2 separate regions of the Homo sapiens genome follow, and region 1 is linked to region 2. A link is an interaction called in ENCODE POLR2A ChIA-PET data of the cell type or tissue named here. Cell type or tissue: A673. All regions are shown on one strand. Links, peaks and the distances in the headings refer to the core of each region. The heading gives the core; the rest is flanking DNA.

The links. Peaks named below come from ENCODE experiments on the same cell type or tissue, not always from the same donor. Only the 100,000 strongest peaks of a DNase experiment are listed, where the experiment ranks them.
Region 1: POLR2A ChIA-PET joins it to region 2 with 15 read pairs; 4 of 35 experiments call an interaction of 5 or more read pairs at or near these places.

The regions. Positions count from the first base shown.
Region 1 is chr17:60,228,068-60,236,404 of GRCh38, forward strand. USP32 (ubiquitin specific peptidase 32) reads right to left here. Exons shown (of 34, transcript NM_032582.4): 12 at 8,071-8,173. It also overlaps SCARNA20. Among named protein-coding and RNA genes, the nearest start is that of CA4, 82 kb to the left of the region's middle. In A673, for the core only: CTCF peaks have their summits at 1,568 and 3,260; DNase peaks (open chromatin) are centred at 1,534, 3,284 and 3,834; H3K4me3 peaks cover 723 bases; H3K27ac peaks cover 683 bases.
Region 2 is chr17:60,301,558-60,309,894 of GRCh38, forward strand. USP32 (ubiquitin specific peptidase 32) reads right to left here. Exons shown (of 34, transcript NM_032582.4): 3 at 42-147. Among named protein-coding and RNA genes, the nearest start is that of USP32, 86 kb to the right of the region's middle. RefSeq lists an enhancer at 3,593-3,642. In A673, for the core only: no CTCF peak of the experiment used is centred there; no DNase peak of the experiment used is centred there.

The DNA of each region.
Region 1 (8,337 bases), core at 227-8,226, 74 kb before region 2:
CAGGCTGGAGGTCAGTGGTGCAGTCTCGGCTCACAGCAACCTCCGCCTCTAGCTTCAAATGATTCTCCTGCCTCAGCCTCCTGAGTAGCTGGAACTACAGGCACCTGCCACCACACACAGCTAATTTATGTATTTTTAATAGAGACAGGGTTTCACCATGCTGGCCTCAAACTCCTGAACACAAGTGATCCACCTGCCTTGGCCTCCCAGTGTGCTGGGATTACAGGCGTGACCCACTGTGCCTGGCCTAGAAACCAAAATCCTGTAGACAAGACAGTAGAACCAAAATGATCTATGTCAAAAAAGAAGTATAAATTAGTCCTAAGTGTTAATTTTCTTAAAGATAATATCAAGCTTCTCACAGCTTTTCTAATATGGAATTCATACCAACACAAAATACATGACATTTAAATTAGGTTTCTTTTTTCTTTTTCTTTTTTTTTTTTTTTTTAATTAAAACAAGTTTTGGCCAGGGATGGTGGCTCATGTCTGTAATCCCTGCACTTTGGGAGCCAAGGTGGCTGGATCACTTGAGCTCAGGAGAGTTGGAGACCAGCCCGAGCAACGTGGATAGATCCCGTCTTTACAAAAAAATATTAAAAAAAAATAGTGGGGCATGGTGGTGTGCACCTTTAGTCCCCAGTAACTTGAGAGGCTGAGGTGGGAGGATGGCCTCAACCCAGGGGGTGGAGGTTGAAGTGAGTTGAGATCATGCCACTGCACTCCAGCCAGAGCAACAGAGCGAGACTCTTTGTTTTTTTTGTTTTTGTTTTTTTTTTTGGTAGAAATGGAGTCTTACTGTATTGCCCAGGCTGGTCTCAAACTCTAGCCTCAGGTAATCCTCCTGCCTCAGTCACCCAAAGTGGTGGGATTACAGGTGTGAGCCACCTCACCTGGTTAAATTAGGTTTCAAAAGAAAATTTTCCATAAACATAAATGCCTTATTATTTAAATCAATTCAACTTTTTTTTTTCACTTATGCTTTTTGATTTTTTTAGTCTGGAGTATAGCAAAGGCTCTTTTTTTAATACAGGGTCTTGCTCAGTCGCCTATAGCTCACTATACCCTTGAACTCCTGAGCTCAAGTGATCCTTCCACCTCAGCTAGGACCACAGGCATGCATCACCATGCCCAACTAATTTTTAAAGTTTTCATAGAGATGGGGTCTCAATATGTTACCCAGACTGGTCTCAAACTCCTGGAGGATCCAAACAATCCTCCTGCCTTGGCCTCCCAAAGTACTAGGATTACAGGCATGAGTCACCCGGCCAAAGGCATTTTTTCATTTTTAAAGTTCTCTATGTGATCTCACTACATATGCAGCCAGAATTAATAACTATTGCCCTAGTGAGGATTATAGTCTCATGCATTTGTTTTTATAATGTGCTCCAGATGTTAAGAGCTTAGAAATTGACTTGTTATTAAATCTGCTACCTGCTCTGGAACTTGTGTTTTAGAAGAAGATTTAGATTTATTTAGTTTTCAGGTCATTTGCTTCCTGCCCATAAAGATGGAGCAAGACAGACAGCAAAACCATTTTGAAAGAGTAACAGCGCCACCTTTGAGAAAAATTAAAGTCTTCCAAGTCACTTTGTTTTCCTCCAGAAAAATCACTTTAGTTTTGCTATAAGTGATCTTAAATGATGTTTCAATAACCATCACATTTTTGGCAAGGTAATCCGTTTATAAATTTATACTCACTTCTATATTCCATTTATATAAAGTTGATGCATTACAAATTACTTTTTTTTTCCTTCTTTTTTTGAGACAGAGTCTCGCTTTGTTGCCCAGGCTGGAGTGCAGTGGTGCAATGTTGGGTCACTGCAACCTCTGCCTCCTGGGTTCAAGCAATTCTCCTGCCTCAGCCTCCGGAGTAGCTGGGATTACAGGCACGCACCACTGCGCCTGGCTAATTTTTGTATTTCTGGTGGAGACAGGGTTTCGCCACGTTGGCCAGGCTGGTCTTGAACCCCTGACCTCAGGTGATCCACCTGCCTTGGCCTCCCAAAGTGCTGGGGTTACAGGCGTGAGTCACTGCGCCCGACCACAAATTACTTTCTAAAAAATTTGTAGTAATATATTTTGAGGAAGATTGGGTCTATTTGAGCAAACAATTTTCTTCAAGTTTTCCTCTAAGATGGGCATGTAAGAGAATTTCAAGGAGTAATATTTGGAATTGTATCTTAAATGTTTTAACATGTTTGAAAGTCTTACATGGTGCCTATGTTTCTAAAGAAAATGTAAATGAAACCATTCCTGTAATAATGCTTCTCATTCTGAAGAGCTCAGTCCATAGGTTAAATCTATATATATCACTGGCAAGAAAACAGGATAATAAAAATATTACCAGGCATTAAATTTGCTAGGCTAAATTTTATAATAATTTGTGAACAGGATGATTCTAATAACTTCTCAGAGATTGCAACATTTGCCTCTAGCAACTGCGGTTCTACCACATGCTTTTAACATGGTACAGTGAGTAATAACCTTTAGACTTGGAGAATATGGGCTTTTCTTTGCTTCTCTTCCAATGCTCCAAACAAACTAGACTGGTCTGTCTTCTCATTGTCTTCGGCTTTCTTTTCTATTACAGGAACCTGATGCTCTCACTGTTCTCCACTGCCTGAAACTGTCAGCACAACTCAGGTTCCTTCTTCCCCTTCCTACACGCTTATTTTTCTTGTTCCTTCTACCCTTCTTGGCTTTCAGTGAAATAGCTACCTTTTCATCCGATTAATCTTATTACCACTTTCCTTCTATAAGATGAACAAACCAATCACAGTTATATATTGCAGAATCTTAGAGTCACTAGCTTTTTTTGACTGTTCATTTCTGGCTGCTTGCGGAAATTTTTGTTTTTCTAAAACATCAAAGGATCATGTTTTGTTTTTATTGACTTCAGGGGTCTGGAACTATTCAAAATTATCCTAGAACCCTGGTTTTCAGAAGATAGATTTCTAAATAGGTAAAGTTTCACCTGTAGAGAGAAATGTCCTCATTTTCTGAGTCAACAATTCACAAAAGGACTAGGTACTTATTTTAATATAAGAGAATTTTATTTTGAGATTTTAGGATTCCCTGTGAGTTGTATAAATAGTTTATGTGTTCTAAAATATGGGTCAAGATTCACCTTTTTCTCTATTGATGATACTACTACTTTTTATGCCCTGTACATAGGTATGTTACAAGAATCAATTAACAGTTATGTCAATTTCATATTTCACTAGTGACTGAAATGCTAGCTTTGGAAAAATAGAGGGCAGCATGGAGCAACAGATTAGGTACTAAGGCAGGACTCAGGACACTGAGCTCTAGAGTGCTAGATAAAGTAATAAAATAATTGTCTGATACAGCTTTGGGCAATTATAAAACCTAAGGACCTCAGAGGCTTCATTTGTAAATTCAGAGAAGAGAGGTGTTTCATTCCTTTTATTTCCCACTCAACTACACATGTCTGAGGCAGGAAAACAAGGCTGCCCCACTCGTGGCAGTCCTGACGACGATCCTCGAGGGCTGCTCTTGGCCTCCAGCCTTGGCTAAGGAGAACAGGGACCCCCCAAAGCCCATGGGAGAGAGGCACGAAAGGTGATTTAAAGTATCTTCTAGCTCTAAAGTTACGTGATAACTAAATAGGAAAATCTGCATGTGAATAGTAATAGCTGCTCCTTCATAGTTCTCAAAAAGGAAGATACACATTATGTAATGTAATAATGATAGAAAAGATTTCACCATTCTTCCCCATTTACATTTTTTTAGGAGATTACACATAGAAGAATAAAGCTTGACACATTAAAGCGGGGAAAGACTGGTAAGATTCCATGAGCAGAGACACAATCAAATTATTCATGCTCCAGTGAATCAGCAAATCTGGGGTTAGCCACTTCTAAGAAAGGATGGCTCATTTTTCCTGATCCCTTGGTCTCTGATCTTTCCATTTAGTCTTGCCAGTATTTGAAACATACTACCCTCACAATTAGTAATATTCGTAAGTAAATATGTCATTTTATGAAGAGAAAAAATTAAAGCTAAGTACTCTCTTAGGTAGGCAGATGAAGCTCTAAGATCAAATTATCTGACATGTCAACACTAATTTTCTTTTTCTTTTTTTTTTTTTTTTTTTTTTGAGATGGAGTCTCACTCTGTCATCCAGGATGGTGTGCAGTGGCATGATCTCGGCTCACTGCAACCTCTGCTTCTTGGGTTTAAGCGATTCTCCTGCCTCAGCCTCCCAAGTAGCTGGAACTGCAGGCACACGCCACCACGCCAGGCTAATTTTTATATTTTTAGTAGAGTCGGGGTTTCACCATGTTGGCCAGGCTGGTCTGGAACTCCTGGTCTCAAGTGATCTGCCTGCCTCAGCCTCCCAAAGAGCTGGGATTGCAGGTGTGAGCCATTGCACCTGGCCCAAATTTTTTTTTTTTTTTTTTTTAAACAAGGCGTTTGTCAAAGTGGCCACATGGACTGGAAAGAGAAATTTGATTTTTTTTTTTTTTTTTTTAAATACAGTCTCATTCTGTTGCCCAGGCTGGAGTGCAGTGGCATCATCTTGGCTCTCTACAACCTCTGCCTCCTAGGTTCGAGCTATTCTTGTGTCTCAGCCTCCTGAGTAGCTGGGATTACAGGCATACACCACCATACCCGGCTAATTTTTGTATTTTTAGTAGAGACGGGTTTTCTCCAGGTTGGGCAGGTTGGTGCTGAACTCCCAGCCTCAAGTGATCTGCCTGCTTTGGCATCCCAAAGTGCTGGGATAATAGGCGTGAGCCACCATGCCTGGCATGAAAGAAGAAATTTAAATCCTCATATAACTACTGCTACTACTACCACCATTATTACCTTTAACCTTATATAGAGTTTCTATCTGCCAGGCACTGGGCTAAGTGCTTCACATGTATTAACTCATTTAATTCTCACATCCCTACTTAAATAGATATTACTATTAATCTCATTGTTCATATGTGAAAACTGAGGTAGAGCAAGAAGTAGTAATTTATTCAAGGTCATAAAGCAAGTGCAAGGGACAAGAGTCCAAGCTCACTACAATTACCTTATTGAAGTTTCTCATAATAATAGCTACCTATTTAGTACTTACTATGTACCAGACACTGTTTTAAAATACTTAACAAGAGTCTGGGTGCCTGTAATCCTAGCACTCTGAGAGCCCAAGGCAGGAGAATCGCTTGAGCCCAGGAGTTCGAGACTAGCCTGGCAGGCATAGTGAGACCCCATCTCTACAGAAAATCAAAAAATTAGCCAGGTGTGGTAGTGCATGCCTGGAGTCTCAGCTACTCAGGAGGTGGGAGAATTGCCTCAGTCCATGAGGTTGAGGCTGTAGTGAGCTATGATTGTGCCACTACACTCCAGCCTGGGCAACAAAGGAAGATCCTGTCTCAACAAACAAGCAAACAACAACAACAAAACACTTAACATGCATCAAACTCATTTAATCCTCGTAACACTATGAGGGCGATTATTATTATTACTCTAATTTTACACATGGAGGAAACAAGGCCCAGAATGTCACTTTTTTAAAAAGGTTACTTGAATTCAGTTTAAAAACATTTTTAAAAAATCTGTCAGTGTGCAGTTATTTGCATTTACTTTTAGAAAAGAACACTTTTCTAATTAAAACATGTTCAGAGGATTGTTATTAGTCAACTTACATTTCCCCCACCTTATTAATAAGTTGCCATAGTTCCCTGTCTCTTTATTTAGTAAAAACACTTTTCTAATTAATATGTATTTTCAGAAAGTACTGCTGTTACTCCACTTACATTTTTCCCCATCTTATTGAATAAATTCCCATACTCTGCCTCCTTTCTCTCCATATAAAGCGATACTCCTCTCCTCCCAGGTTTATTGTAACTCTAAGTTTGCCTTTATTTATTCATTTATGTTATGAGACAGGGTCTTGCTCTGTCACCCAAACTGGAGTGTAGTGGTGTGATCATGGCTCACTGCAGTCTTGACCTATCAGGCTCAAGCAATCCTCCCACCTCAGCCTCCCAAGTAGCTGGGACTACAGGCGCACACTACCAAGCATGACTAATTTTTTTTTTTTTTTGAGATGGAGTCTTGCTCTGTCGCCCAGGCTGGAGTGCAGTGACGCGATCTCGGCTCACTGCAAGCTCCGCCTCCCGGGTTCAAGCCTTTCTCCTGCCTCACCCTCCCGAGTAGCTGGGACCATAGGCGCCTGCCACCATGCCCGGCTAATTTGTTGTATTTTCAGTAGAGACGGGGTTTCACCGTGTTAGCCAGGATGGTCTCGATCTCCCGACCTCGTGATCCGCCCGCCTTGGCCTCCCAAAGTGCTGGGATTACAGGTGTGAGCCACCACACCCGGCTCAAGCATGACTAATTTAAAAAAAAATTTTTTTGGACCGGGCGTGGTGGTTCACGCCTGTAATCCCAGCACTTCGGGAGGCCGAGGAGGGCAGATCACGAGGTCAGGAGATTGAGACCATCCTGGCTAACACAGTGAAGCCCCATCTCTACTAAAAATACAAAAAAAAATTAGCCGGGCGTGGTGGCACGTGCCTGTAGTCCCAGCTACTCGGGAGGCTGAGGCAGAAGAATGGCGTGAACCTGGAAGGCGGAGCTTGCAGTGAGCCGAGATCGCGCCACTGCACTCCAGCCTGGGCGACAAAAGCAAGACTCCGTCTCAGAAAAAAAAAAATTTTTTTTTGTTTTGTAGAGATGGAGTCTCACTATGTTGCCCAGGCTGGTCTTGAATTCCTAGGCTCAGGTGATCCCCCTATCTGGGCGTTTCAAAGTCCCGAGATTACAGGCCCAGCCAGACTTCATTCTTAAGTAAATTTTAAAGTTTGCATTTGACAGACGCATGCTAGAAAATAATATCAAATGCCAGAGTGGAGAAGGGAATATGTAGATTCTCCCATGTATACCTCTCCCTTACTACCCTCCCCAAATTTCTTTAGTGCACAAAAGGACTATGGTAGGCAACAATAAACCAGGTTCATGTTCTTGTCAGTGCAGTTCAGTCTGTTTATAAGGGACACGCTGCTAAGAGTAAGATCTCTATTGTGTTCCTACGGAAAACAAAACGTAATACATCCAAGACAAAACTAGGTTATTCTTTGAGTCTATACTCATTAAAACATTAACAACCACTCATTCTAAGGCCAAGCTACAAATATAAAAACCAAAAAAGTATTTCAAAATAATGACTGATGCTGTACCCCAATATTCTCATTTTTCTACCTACACATACCATCATTATCTACCTACAAGGTCCAGGAAGTCATTTGCCTACTTTTTATTCCTTCAGAGACACCAAAGTCCGTGTTTCCCAATTAATATATTTTACATGTGAAAACACATTAATAAACTCTGCAAAATGGAAAAAGGATGAGAAAGAATGATGAGATAGATAATGTAAAAAGTATGTAACTACCAATATTCTGATAATAAGCAGTGACAGAGGAAATACAGGCAAATAGGAATCAAATGATTAGAATTTTCGTTAGTGATCATTTGGCAATGAGTGTATATATCAGTTGGCTCTCCAAGAAGGCAAATACTTGATTCTTGGCATTACTCTTTTCAATTTTCTAGTTCTGAAAAAAATTCCATTTTAATGGAAAAGGTAAAATAAAGGACAATGTAAATGATGTAGTTGAGAGAATATAAGCTTTAAAGTCAGTCCTTCGGTTTGATCCCAGATCTTCCACCCTGATCATGACATTCAGGTTACTTTTTCTTTCAGCACCAGGTTCCCCACAGGTAAAATGGGTATAATATTATCTTCCTCACAAGGGTGGTGCGAGAAATAAATGAGATGTGATGTATGTGACATATGCAGGTACCCCCGTACCCAATATTATCTTTTTTTAGGGTTGTTGCAAGGAAAGAAATGTATGTGGAAGTGTAATCACAAAGCCTAGACCATAGCAAGTATCATATAAACACTCATTTCCTTTCCCTTCGAATCTTTATTTAAGTTGGAGCATTTTATTATTGGCTGGTAGTCATAGCATTTTATTATTGGCTGGAAGTCTCACGCAGCTGAAAATCCTGTGAAAAATGTAAATAGACAGGAATCTAACTCACGTATTTGACATATTCTTTCCACTGTTGCCACCACTGCATGGAGATGATAAACCAGTTGTGTCCTGCTTGCAGACCATACCTGCTCTCTCGTTCTAACCATCCTCTGTATGTACAAAAGAAATTAAATACATCAAACAAAGTGTGAAATAGGTGGCAACGCACAAAAATTATCATTAGAAGTTTTATAAGGAAAACCGCGAAACATTTAGATGTAATTAGGAGAGACTGCCAAAACCCAATTAGTAAAACAACACTGTTTCTATTGAT
Region 2 (8,337 bases), core at 303-8,302:
GTACATAGACGAATTATTTTTGAGATAATAAAAGTACTTACATTTTGCTTTCTCTTCATCTTTGCCTCTTGTAAGGAGGACAAGTCCAACTATTAAATTATTGAAGTGCAGCCCTTTGGATGTTCCACCAAAAGAACAGTAAATCACCTGGAAAAAGATGATAAAGCCAACCTTAGGAGGCATTTCAGTTGTTGAGGAATCTGAGGCAGCTATCATCTTTAACAAATTTTATCTCCACCTCCACAACAGGCCCTGGTAAATTTTAGTGAAATCATGTTAAGTTTCTCCCTCTTCTTCCTCTTTTGGACCTTATTATTGCACTCAGCCTAGAATAGACTGTGACTACTGTAAAATACGTACAGATGGTCCTCAGCTTGATTTTTCAACTTTACAATGGTGTGAAAGTGATACACATTCAGTAGAAACCATACAGTACTCCATAAATTACATAAGATATTTAACACTTTATTATAAAATCTGATTTGCACTAGATGATTTTGCCCAACTGAAGGCTAATGTAAGTGTTCTGAGCACATATATATAAATATTTTGTTTGTTTATTTATTTATTTATTTATTTATTTATTTATTTATTTGAGATGGAGTTTTGCTCCTGTCGCCCAGGCTGGAGTGCAATGGCGTCATCTTGGCTCACTGCAACCTCCACCTCCCAGTTCAAGCAATTCTCCTGCCTCAGTCTCCCAAGTAGCTGGGATTACAGGCCACTTGGGATTACATGTGCCACCATGCCAGGCTAACTTTGTATTTTTAGTAGAGATGGCATTTCACCATGTTGGCCAGGCTGGTCTCGAACTCCTGGCCTCAAATGATCTGCCCACCTTGGCCTCCCAAAGTGCCGGCATTATAGGCATGAGCCACCGCGCCTGGCCTGAGCACATTTAAAACAGTCTAGGCTAAGCTCTGATGTTTGGTAGGTTAGGTGTATGAAATGCCTTTTCAACTCACAATATTCCCAACTTACAATGGGTTTATCGGGCTGTAATCCCAGGTAAGTAGAGGAGTATCTGCATATTACAGACCCACACAACTGAATTATTTATTCTTTCTCTTGGGAGTCCTTATCAAGGTCCAAGAGTACAAAGGTCCTCCAATAGCCACAATAATGTGATAAGAATTTTGTGCAATTACACAACTTCCTTCAAACCTGGGAAAACTTACGCACATTACTTTGATTGGAAAAAAAGATACTCTCTAACTGAATGTTCAGAAATTCAAAGAGACTCAAAAAAATATTTTTTAACACTCTCAGAAATAAGTATTATAGTAATCAGAAATAAAGAAGAAAAACTATGCATAGGAAAGGGACAACAGAAATCACAATAAATTCACTCATTCAACAGTTCTTTGTTGAGTGCCTACTATCTGCCAGGCAAAGTTTTTGTCAATAAAAATGCATGATTAAACAATAATTCGAGAAGTTAGTCAATATGAAAACTGAAAATATATATTAGTCACCAAATTATATTTATAAATATATTTAATAACACCTGACAACTGATGTCAAAAACTATCTATCTCTAGTGCCAGTGATAACTCAACCCAGCAAAAACTAGCCAAAGGAAATAGCTACAGAACATTAAAAGTATTTTTTAAAAAACCAAATAAACAGAACTAATACACTTTGTAAAATAACTATTTTTAGTTGCCCCATCTCCCACTCCCAACTAGAAGAAAATAACAGGGAAAAACAAAAACAAAAACACCTTTATCCCTGGGGAAGGGCAGGAAAACATAATGGCCCCAGACCTTACAGATCCCCTATCACTGGGAAGAAGGAAGATCAATGTAAAAGTGTCACCCCTAATATCCAGGGACACAGCACCTGCCTAAAACTGAGACAGAAATAGGACTACAGAGAATGTCTTTGAGGTGTGATAACAAATAGAAGGTAACATCAAAAGTTGAAGGTAGAGCAAACATTAGAAAAAACCTCTAAGAAAGAGCCCTAACCCCTAAAAAAAAAAAAGTAACCCTAGAATGGAAATTGAAGTCTCTATAGCACTTAGGGTAACCATAGCAACAAGACCAAAATTAAGCTAAACTATAGACTATATTGACTCAACTTCCCAAGCTGAAGGAAGATACTACTTGGCTCAGTCTCTTCTGTCCTATATGAAGCACTTATGTTTCAACCATAAATTTTAAGTCACAGAAAGAAGGAAAAACCCAATATATTGTCAGAGACGAAGGAAAAATATGCTAATGGAGTTTGAAGAATGCTTTGGAATGGCTCAAGAATAAACTCAACAGAGTTGCATAAGAGATTATCCAAAACGAAACAAAAGGGGGAAAATGTGAGGAGAGCGGGCAGGGGAAGGTAGACAGAACAGAAAACCCAAGAGCTGTGAGATCATATCAATGATGTAACATTCAAGTAATCCTGATATCCTACAAAAAAAAGAGAATGGGGCAAAATAAATATCTGAGGAGATAAGGTTGGGGATTTTCAAAATGAATAGACACAAAACCACAGATATTAAGAAGTTCAGAGAACAAGCAGAATAGATCACACCTATAATCCCAAAAACCAACTAGACAAATCACATTGAAACTTCTCAAAACCAAAGATAAAAAGAAAATGTTTAAGGCAGCCAGAAGAAAAACAAAATTACATTAAAAAAAACCCAAAAATTATAGCTGGATTATCATCAAAAATTATGTAAGCCAGAAATCAATGGTGTGAAATATTGAAAGCACTAAAGGAAAAAAACTCAACCATAAGTTCTGTACCTGGTGAAAATATCTTTCAAAAAGAAAAGATATTTTGCTTCCCTTTATTTTTTTATTTTTTTTTTTTACGGAAACAAAAACAGAGAAGTCATTACCAGCAAAAAGGGGTACAAGAAAGTACCTCAGGCTGGAGGAAATATTATGCCATTAGAGATACATGTACCTCCATAAAGAAATAAGAATACTGGAAATGGCATAAATGAAGGTAAATATAAAAGCATTTTTCTTATTTTTAATCACTGTGAAAGATTAACTAGCAGTCTACATCAGTAAGAGAAGAAATGTAAAGTGTCTTTATAGAATATGTAAAAGTAAAACACGTAACAATAGCACAGAGGATGGGAGAAAGGAATTGGAAGTATACTGTTGTATAGTACACATAAATGTTGTCTATACACCATTAAATGGTTTATTATACCAATTCACATGTGGTATATCTCATCTTTAAACTGCCAGTCACCAGGAAATTACGTGACCTTAGTAATCTAGTGTTTAAGCCTAACATTGACCTCATTAATAAACTCTTATTTTTATAATAAAAGCAATAGCTAATATTTAAATGCTTGTTATGTGGCATTTTACTACTGTAAGTTATTTACCAGTATTAAGCCTTTAGATGACTCCACAAGGAATACTGGTATCCTCATTTTAGGGCTGGGGGAAACCAGAGCCCAAAGAGATTAAGTAACTTGTCCAAAGTCATACATCAATGAAGCAGCAGAGTCAGAATTTTAACCTAGGAAAGACAGGCTTCTGAAACTGAATTTTTAACCAACTTTTAGTTCTATAGTACAATTAATATGTTAGTCTGTTTTGCATTGCTATAAAGGAATACCTGAGGCTGGGTAATTTTTATAAAGAAAAGAGGTTTTTTTGGCTCACGGTTCTGCAGCCTGTATAAGCATGGCACCAGCATCTGCTCAGCTTCTCATGAGGCCTCAGAAAGCTTTCACTTGTGACAGAAAGTGAAGGGGGAGCAGAGAACAAGCATGTCACATGGTGAGAGAGGAAGCATGAGAGAGAGGAGGAAGTACCAGGCTCCTTTAAACAACCAGCTCTTTCATGAACTAATAGAGTGACAGCGCACTCATTACTGTGGGGAAAGCACCCAGGCACTCGTGGGGATCTGCCCCCATGATCCAAACACCTCCCACGAGGCCCCACCTCCAACATTGGGGATCACATTTCAATATAAGATTTGGAGGGGACAAATATCCAAACTATATCAATTATATACATTCATTTCTAGTTAATTTGTCTAGAATTATATGAAAGACATCATCAGCAAGACATACATCATTTTGGTGAAATCTCCTGAAGATTAAACAAAGAAATTTCAAATGGTAACAAATTCAATTTATAAACACTGAGTTTTTGGCATCCCTTTCCATTCACTGTATCTTGATAATCCAGTCTCTTCACTTTTGACAATTTCACTGACTTTAATACAAAGAGTAAAGCAGTGAGGGTAAAATTAAGGAAGAAATTTTGAGTAAGGTATGACTTTCAGTTTTGCAAGTACTTGTAAAATGTAACAGATTTTGTATGGAATAAATTTGTTTGGAATATACTGCTACCTCCCTATCGCTCCCAAAATACAAGTACAGCAATAACCTAGAATCATCCAGTTCATTTGACAAATGATTAAGAGGAAGCCCCCAAAAATCACCATTTCCTAAGTTCTAGGATGTACATATTTTCCGCCTTTAATCAATGTTTCAGAAAGCAGTATGCATCTAACACCTCTAATGTCTAAGTACCCTTTTTTCACTCAAAAAGAAAAAAAAAGGAAAAAAAAGAACAACTATTTAAATGGTCACCTTATAATAGGCAGTCCTTTAACATTTAGAGAATATTAAGTGCCACACTCATTACTAATTAGCTTTCATTTTCGGATTTAGAAGACGGAGTGTGAATAGGATAGCAAGGATGCTGGCAGTCCAGGGTGGTCTTGATGTCATTTTTTGAAAAGCACTTAATAAAGGTAAAGTGTTATTTATATAATTTGTTGCAAGACTTTTGTTTTAAAATCCCTATAATAATTTTCTGGCCGGGCGCAGTGGCTCATGCCTGTAATCCCAGCACTTTGGAAAGCCGAGGGGGGTGGATCATTTGAGGTCAGGAGTTCGAGAGCTGCCTGGCCAATGTGGTAAAACCTTGTCTCTACTAAAAATACAAAAATTAGCTGGGCGTTGTGGTGGGCGCCTATAATCCCAGCTACTTGAGAGGCTGAGGCAGGAGAATCACTTGAACCCGGAAGGCAGAGGTTACAATGAGCCAAGATTGCACCACTGCACTCCAGCCTGGGCAACAGAGCAAGACTCCGTCTCGAAAGAAAAAAAAAATGTCTTTAGCTATTAAAAAAGGAAAGGCCAGAGCAATCAGGCAAGAGAAAGAAATAAAGGGTCTCCAAATTGGAAAGGAGGTCGTCAAATTAGCCTTGTTACCAGATAACATGACCTTATATTTAGAAAAACCTAAAGATTCCACCAAAAAACTGTTAGAACTGATAAATTGAGGAAAGATTGCAGGATAGAAAATCAAAATACAAAAATCAATACAATTTATATACATCAACAGTAAACAATCTAAAAAAGAAATCCCAAGTGAGTAATCCAAGTTAAAATAGCTACAAAGAATATAAAATACCTAGGAATCAGTTTAGCCAGAGATGTGAAAGATCTATAAAAGGAAAACTATAAAATACTGATGAAAGAAATTGAAGAGGACACACACACAAAATGGAAAGGTATTCTATGTTCATGGATTGGAATAATTAATTTTTTTTCCTTTCTTTTTTTTTTTTTCTTTTGAGACAGTCTTGCTGTGTCACCCAGGCTGGAGTGCAGTGGCTCGATCTTGGCTCTCTGCAAACTCAACCTCCCAGGTTCAAGCAATTCTCCTGCCTCAGCCTCCCGAGTAGCTGGGATTACAGGCACGCACCACAATACCCAGCTAATTTTTTGTATTTTTAGTAGAGATGGGGTTTCACTATGATGGCCAGGCTGGTCTTGAACTCCTGGCCTCAAGTGATCTGCCTGCCTTGGTCTCCCAAAGTGCTGGGATTACAGGCGTGAGCCACCACACCCAGCCAGAATTCATTTTGTTGAAATGACAATACTATCCACAGCAATTTACAAATTCGATGCAATCCCTATCAAAATATCAATGACATTCTTCATAGAGAAAGAAAAAGAGAATCCTAAAACATACATGGAACCTCAAAAGACCCCAAATAGCCAAAAAATCCTGAGCAAATAACAAAACTGGCAGCATCATACTACCTGACTTCAAACTTACTAAAAACCTATAGTAACCACAACAGCATGGTACTGATACAGGAGCAGGGCAGGGAAGTGCTGGGTAGAGAAAGGCAGGTGCCTGGCTAGGGCTCCACCCTCAGGCCTGTGCCCACAGACCTAGGTGAGGACAGGCACTCCTGCCTTGGTGCCCAAATGTTGCATTTTCCAAGACCACCCTGGCCTGCCACGCCCCCAAGGTGTGCCTATAAAAATCCCAAGACCCCAGCAAGCAGAGACATACAATTGGCTGGACGTTGAGAGGAACATATCAGCAGAAGAACGCACAAGTGGCTGGACGTCCAGAGGAACACATCAGTTGAAGAGCACACTGACAGGCACTGGCAGATGCCGGCAGGCCACTGACCAGCAGAACGATGCGGAGTTAGGGTGGGGCAGTCAGAGGAAAGTACGGCCGCTGAGAGGCCCGACTCCAGGGGAAAACTGCCTTCCCAATCCCCTTCTGGCTCACCGTCCAGCTGCTGAGAGCTACTTCTACCATTCAGTAAAATCTTGCACTCATTCTCCAAGCCCACATGTGATCCGACTTTTCTGGTACATCAAGGCAAGAATCCGGGATACAGAAAACCCTTGCGATAATGCAGAGGGTCTAATTGAGCTGATAAATACAAGCCACCTAGAGACAGCAAAACTAAAAGAGCACACATTAACACAAACGCACTGGGGCTTCAGGAGCTGTAAACAGTCACCCCTAGATGCTGCCCCTGGTGTCAGAGACCCATAACCTGCCCATCTGTATGTTTCCCTAAAGGTTTGAACAGCAGGGCACTGAAGAAGGGAGCCACACCCCCATCACACACCCTGTGAGGGGGACAAGGGAACCTTTCCAGTATCAATACTGGCATAAAAGCAGACACACAGACCAATGGACGACAGAGAACCCAGATATAAATCCAAAAATTTACAATCCACTCATCTTCACGAAAAAGCACAAAGAAAATACAATGGGGGAAAGAACAGTCTTTTCAATAAATGGTGCTGAGAAAACTGGATAACTATACGCAGAAAAATAAAACTAGGCTGGATGCGGTGGCTCATGTCTGGAATCCCAGCACTTTGGGAGGCTGAGGCAAGTGGATCACTTGAGGTCAGGAGTTCAAGACCAGCCTGGCCAACATGGCAAAACCCTGTCTCTACTAAAAGTACAAAAATTAGCTGAGCGTGGTGGCGCATGCCTGTAATCCCAGCTACTCAGGAGGCTGAGACAGGAGAATTGCTCTAAACCCAGGAGGCGGAGGTTGCAGTGAGCCGAGACTGTGCCACTGCACTCTAGCCTGGTGACAGAGCAAGACTCTGTCTCAAAATAAAAAACAAGAAACTAGACTCCTCATCTTTCAGCATACACAAAAAATCAAATCAAAATGGACTGAAGACCTAAATCCAAACCCTGAAACTATGAAACTACTAGAAAAAAACATTGGGGGAAATGCTCCAGGAGATTGTTCTGGGGAAAAAAATTTTTGTGTAATACTTCAAAAGGGCAAATAACAAAAGCAAAAATAGACAAATGGGATTTGATCAAGCTAAAAACTTCTGCTCAGCAAAGGCAACAATCAATAAAATTAAGAGACAACCTGTAGAATGGGAGAAAATATTTGCAAAATACCCATCTTACAAGGGATTAATAATCAGACTGTATAAGGAGCTCAAACAACTTACTAGCAAAAAAACAAAACAAAAACAAACCCACAAAAAATTACATTTCTAAATGGGGAAATTCCCAGCATTTTGGGAGGCTGACACAGGCGGATAACTTGAGCTCAGGAGTTCGAGACCAGCCTGGGCAACATGGCAGAAACCCCTGTCTCTACAAAAAATACAAAAATTAGCTGGGTGTGGTGGCACGCACTTGTAATCACAGTTACTCGGGAGGCTGAGGTGGGAGAATCACCTGAGTCCAGGAGGCCGATGTTGCAGTGGGCCAAGACTGCACTACTGCTCTCCAGTGTGGGCAATGAAGTGAGACACTTTCTAAAAAAAATAAAGAAATGGGCAAATGATCTGAAATCTTCAAAAGAAGACATATAAATGACCAACAGGTACATGAAAAAATGTTCAGCATCACTAATCATCAGAGAAAGGCAAATCAATACTATAATGAGTTAAAATCTCACCCATTATATCGAAAAGCAGGCAGACTGGGCACAGTGGCACATACCTGTAATCCCAGCACCTTCAGAGGCCAAGGCAGGTGGATCACAAGGTCAGGAGTTCAAGACCAGCCTGGGCAACATGGTGAAACCCCGCCTCTACTAAAAATATAAAAA